Regions from separate parts of the Homo sapiens genome. Here region 1 is linked to region 2. Evidence: read pairs that join two places in POLR2A ChIA-PET (ENCODE). Cell type or tissue: K562. All regions are shown on one strand. Links, peaks and the distances in the headings refer to the core of each region. The heading gives the core; the rest is flanking DNA.

The links. ChIA-PET counts read pairs that join two places held together with the same protein. Peaks named below come from ENCODE experiments on the same cell type or tissue, not always from the same donor. Only the 100,000 strongest peaks of a DNase experiment are listed, where the experiment ranks them.
Region 1: POLR2A ChIA-PET joins it to region 2 with 5 read pairs; 2 of 35 experiments call an interaction of 5 or more read pairs at or near these places.

Annotation. Positions count from the first base shown.
Region 1 is chr2:10,679,295-10,682,207 of GRCh38, reverse strand. NOL10 (nucleolar protein 10) reads left to right here. Exons shown (of 21, transcript NM_024894.4): 3 at 139-237. Among named protein-coding and RNA genes, the nearest start is that of NOL10, 9.2 kb to the left of the region's middle. In K562, for the core only: no CTCF peak of the experiment used is centred there; no DNase peak of the experiment used is centred there.
Region 2 is chr2:10,496,574-10,499,486 of GRCh38, reverse strand. No RefSeq gene overlaps it. Among named protein-coding and RNA genes, the nearest start is that of ODC1-DT, 48 kb to the right of the region's middle. RefSeq lists an enhancer at 1,402-1,934. In K562, for the core only: no CTCF peak of the experiment used is centred there; a DNase peak (open chromatin) is centred at 1,416; H3K27me3 peaks cover 2,500 bases.

The DNA of each region.
Region 1 (2,913 bases), core at 187-2,686, 180 kb before region 2:
CTTTCCCAAGGCCAGGAAGCATTTGGGATGAATTTCACCTGTTTATAGTTGTGGTGACTGCTTGGTACCCATTTGTCTTCTTATGATAGAGAATAAGCACATGTTAGTTAAACTAGTTGTTTTTTTCTCTCTTTTTAGATGTCCGTAGGAGAATTGAACTTATTCAGGACTTTGAAATGCCTACTGTGTGTACCACTATTAAGGTGTCAAAAGATGGACAGTACATTTTAGCAACTGGTAAGCATCTTTTTGGTTATGATTTTCATGCATTTTGTACCAGGAAATGCTGCGATGGGAAAGGTCTTTTTTTTTTTAACCCTAATATTTTATTATAAAAAATTTCAAACACACAGAAATATTGAAAAAATTGTATAGTAAACACCCATTTAACTACTACCTAAATTCTGCAATAAATAGTTTACTCTGCAGTATTTGATTTATCCCATGCATCTGTCTCTTTGTTCATGTATCAGTCCATCTTGTTTCTTTGATGCATTTCAGTGTAAGTTGAAGATACCAGTATACTTCACCCTGAAACACTTCAGCAAGTATATCATTAGCTGGAGTTCAATATTTATCAGTATTTACTTATAGCCTTTTTCAAGGTAAAAACATTTATATTGGTGAAATGCACAGATCCTAAGTTTACCATTTGGTTAGTTTTGACAAATGCACACGCTTGTGTAACTCAAAGCTCTATCAAGATACAGAACATTTTTTTCCTGCAGAAAATTTCTCCCACCCATGCAGAGACAACCATTGCTGATTTTTTTTCAATATAGACAAGTTTAGCCTGTTTCAGAACTTAATATAAATGTAGTCATACACTGTATATTCTTTCTCTGTGAGACTTATTTCATGTAGGATTTTGTATTTGAGGTTCATACATGTTGTTATATGTGTCAATAGCTTCTTTTTTTTTTTTATTACCAAAAGATATTTCATTCTATGACTAAGCCACAGTTTATTTACCCATTCTCCATGTGATGAACAGCTAGGCTGTTTTCATTCAGGTTTTTGGCTGTTACTAATAAAGCACTATGAACAATCGTATAGAAGTCTGTTTTGTGGGTATAAGCTTTCATGTCTTTGGTGAATACCTAGGAGTGGAATTTTTGAGTCCTAGGTAGGTGTATGTTTAGTGTTCTGGGAAACTTCTAAGTCGTTCCCCAAAGTGATCATATCATTTGCACTCCTACTAACAATGAATGAGAGTTTTAGGAAAGGTCACTTATAACATGATTTTCTGTATAATGTACTAATTTTTAAAAATATCTCTAAGATTTTACATTAACAGTATTTATCGTTATCAAAAAATCATGAAATGTAGAAAACTTTTAGTGTGTTGGAGTGTTGAACAGTATCACCCAACCTTTAGTGGTTGTGATTTTGGCGCGTAAGTCCTGTATATTGTCCAAACATTTTTTGCTGATAACAGTATTCCTTTTCCAACCACTTTCTTTTTGGTAATACCTTTTATACATACACAGGCCAGTCTCTTTTGCTTTGTGTTAATGATTATCTCAGTACTAACTAACACTATCTACATCTCTTAGCCTTCAGTTTTATGTTCAGAAACTGGTAAAAAGAATTGAGGAAATCTAAGATACATGGACACCCTTACTGAAGACTAGAAGAAACTCAAATTTTCTTCATTTTATAGATCCAGAGATATTAAGTGACTTGTCTAGGCTCACAGATCTAGTACTTAAGAAAGCTAGGATATAGATTTGTTAAATGACACTTTCTTTTATGAAATCGTCCTCTATTCCCATGCAAAATTAATGGTTCCTTTTCTCCTTCTCCTCCCTCTCCCTCTCCCTCTTCTCCCTCTCCCTCTTCTCCCTCTCCCTCTTCTCCCTCTCCCTCTTCTCCCTCTCCCTCTTCTCCCTCTTCTCCCTCTTCTCCTTCTTCTCCTTCTTCTCCTTCTTTTTTAAGAGTCTCACTCTGTCACCCAGTCTGGAGTGCAGTGGCATGATTTTGGCTGACTGCAACCTCCGCCTTCCGGGTTCAAGCGATTCTCCTGTGTCAGTCTCCTGAGTAGCTGGGACTACAGGTGCTCGCCACCACACCCGGCTAATGTCTGTATTTTTTTAGTAGAGACAGGGTTTCACCATGTTGGCCAGGCTGGTCTCGAACTCCTTGCCTCAAGTGATCCGCCCAACTCGCCCTTCCAAAGTGCTGGGATTATAGGTGTGAGCCACTGCGCCTGGCCTAATGGCTTTCCTTCTTATTCAGAATGCCTCGGTTTTATTTTATCTTAAAAATATTTAATAAATAATATGTGGGCTGGGCGGGGTGGCTCACACCTGTAGTCCCAGCACTTTGGGAGGCTGAGGCAGTCAGATTGCATGAGGCCAGGAGTTCGAGACCAGCCTGCCCAACATGGTGAAATCCTGTCCCTATAAAAAATAAATTAGCTGGGCATGGTGGCGTGGACCTGTAATTCCAGCTACTTGGAGGCTGAGGCATGAGAATCGCTTGAACCCATGTGGCGGAGGTTGCAGTAAGCCAGGATCGCGCCACTGCGCTCCACCCTGGGCAACAGAGCGAGACTCTGTCTCAAAGAAAGAAAGAAAGAGAGAGAAAGAGAGAGAAAGAGAGGAAGGAGAGAGGAAAGAAAAAGGAAAGAAAGAAAAAGGAAAGAAAGGAAGAAAGAATGTGAAACATGGTAGTGAGACTGAGGAACTGAATTTTTTTATTTTTATTTTTTTTGAGACAGGGTTTCACTCATTGTAACCTTGAACTTATGGGCTCAAGCCATCCTCCTTCCTCAGCTTCCTGAGTGGCTAGAAATATAGGTGCTCGCCACTATGCCTTGCTAATGAAATTTTTTTTTTTTTTTTTTGAGGCAGAGTTTCACTCTTGTTGCCCAGGTTGGAATGCAGTGGTGCCATCTTGGCTTACCGCAAC
Region 2 (2,913 bases), core at 132-2,631:
GACTCACGTGGCCGACTGGAGGAGTGGCTTCCACCTTGAGTGCTGCCCGCCCAGCCCTCCCCCCGCACAGTGCAGGACCAGCCTCCTACCCGTTCCATCCACTGAGTTTGATCAGGCCATTGGCTCCAGCTCACAGTTCTCCTGGGCTCTTGGCTCACTCACCGTTTCCTAAGAGCTTTTCCGGCCTCCTTTTAAGACGAGAAACATCTATTTTAGTTCATAGAGTTTATCAAACACCCCATGAAGGTGACCTCACCCTGTGAGACCTTTGCTGGTAGAGGGAGTATGTATGGCCTGGGAGAGAGAGTGCGTGGTTAGGACGCCAAGGGCCAGGTGGTACCGTCTACCAGCCATTGGTCAGGAACGTAGCTAGGGGTGTCTGGCCAGGGACTCCCCACTTGCTAAGCTGTGTGCCCTGGTCGGGGGCTGCATCTTCCCAGAGGCGTGCCTTCAAATTCACACAAAGCAACTGTAAGAGCTAGATCCAGCCTTGCTTGGGGGAGTCAAATGGTCTGTTTGAGCCTCAGTTTCCTTACCTGTAAAACAAGGATAATAACAGTGGAGGGACCAAGGAAGTGCTCAGAAATATTTGGGGTTTTTTTGTTTGTTTTTCTTGTTTTGAGATGGAGTCTCTCTTGGTTGCCCAGGCTGGAGTACAGTGGCAAGATCTCGGCTCACTGCAACCTCTGCTTCCGGAATTCAAGTGATTCTCCTGCCTCAGCCTCCTGAATAGCTGGGATTACAAGCATGTGCCACCACGCCCGGTTAAGTTTTGTATGTTTGGTAGAGATGAGGTTTCACCATGTTGGCCAGGCTGGTCCCGAACTCCTGACCTCAAGTGATTCTCCCACCTCAGCCTCCCAAAGTGCTGGGATTACACTCATGAGCCACCATGCCTGGCCAGAAGTGCTTAGAAATATTTGAATGAATGGATGAATGAATGAATGATGCCCATCTTACTGGGCTGTCATGAGACTTAACACTGCACCTGCGACCCCATAGGTACTCAACAAAGGATCACTTTCTCATTTTACCTCCTTCTCCTTCTTAGGTCAAAAGAAGCAACTCCTGCTGCATTTGCCCTTCCTCAGGCACTGGGGACCTGGGTCTGTCTTGAATTTCCTTCTCTCTCTACACCAAGCTCTATGCCAGGAGCATCCACTGCAGTACACGCGCCCCCCACTCGTCCCCCCTAGGTCCAAGGTGAAGATGAAGGGCAGGTGACTGCGCGTGGAGGTCGAGGAGTGGCTGGTGGGCCTCTGGACCTGGCCGGCTGTCTTGGCCGTGGGCTGGGGGAGGAGCTGTGCTGTCTCCATGCCCCTCCCGCAGCAGAGGCGATTCAAAGCCATGACAGAGGAGGAGAGTGAGTCGCCTGCCACCCAGCAGCTGCAGCAGGCCTGTTACATCACAGCCCACACACCCGGCTGCCTGTCACCCACCCAGACAACGCCCCGGCCCGGCCCCGGCACGGCCCGTGTGCGCGGTGACTCATTGTTGCCGCCTCTTCCAAACAGCTGGCGGGCCCTGTCTTGCCGTGGCCGGCTGGCACCTTGGGCTCCTGTTCTTAGCAGGATCATTGCAGGGAATGTGGTGTGCACAGCCTCACCGTCTCCCAAAGTGAGGTGGCCCAGGGTGCTCGGCATCCACGGGCTCCTACGACCAGCGCCAGGTGCCCAAGATCAGCCTCAGACCGTCACTGGTTAAATGACACCTGCGGGCCGTGCAGTTAAACAGCTCTGCCACCTACTAGCAGAGACTCTGGACACATTTCCTAGTGTCTGAGCCTCAGTTTTAGCTGCTGTAAAATGGGAATAATAATGACACCTACTTCTGGCAGTGTCTTAAGATAATGCTTATGAAGCCCTCAGTGCCACATGCTTGATGCAGAATAAGAAATTAATAATAAAATAGTGCAATCGCTTTCGTAATGTTGGACTGTTCTATGTTTTTATTTATTTCTTTCTTATTTAGTAGAGACAGGGTCTCACTACATTGTCCTAGCTGATCTCGAACTCCCGGGTTCAAGTGATCCTCCTGCCTCAGCCTCCCAAAGTGCTGGGATTACAGGTGTGAGCTACCACACCCAGCCCTGTTCTTTTCATTTACTAGTGGTCAAAGCCACTGCCAATGCTCTTTGCAATGATACATGGCAGCATGGAGAAGAGAAAGAAACAGCATAATCTTTGAAGTATAAACATACTAAATGAGTTGAGGATCACCGGTTGGGGGATTACTGGTGGGAAAGATGAAACAAAAGTGGCAAAGCGTGAAGGTTATTAAAGCTGGGTGGGAAGCATGCGGGTTCATTATACTATTTGCTCTTTGTTTGTGTTTACTGTTTACGTTGTGTACGTTTGACATTTCCATAACAAAACAGTTAAATAAAATCATGGTGTCTGCGAGGCAGACCGATTGACTCTGGACATGCCCTCACTCACTGGCCAAAGTGGGGCAGGTTTCACAGCAATCTTAATGAGGACTTATTCTCTGCCAGGCTGGGAAATCAAAACTGAGGGCAAGGGGGGGCCCAGCCCTGCACAATGCTTCCGGTTCAATGTGAGGGGGATGCATAACATCTCTTTTGGAGATAAGCTCAAAAGAGGGGTCTTCCGAGAGGGAGGGTGTCTGCATGGTCTGAAGCCAAGGTCAGGGCAGGCAAGCATAGAGGCAGGAGGGACATTTCAGAGTGGAGCCCCCTGGCACTTGCACACGGCCTGAGAAGTTCTGGACTCAGGGTGCCGTGTGACGCCAGAGGTGGCAGATGACAAAGGTGGGTGGGTGGCAGGTGGCAGGTAGCAGGTGGTAGTAATGCCAGCCTATGTAGCTAGGCATTCACTTGGGGGCTGAGAAAGAGCCCCAGGAGGCTCAAACAGGTGACAGAATGGCTTGCGGTCAGACTCGTGCTTTAGTAAG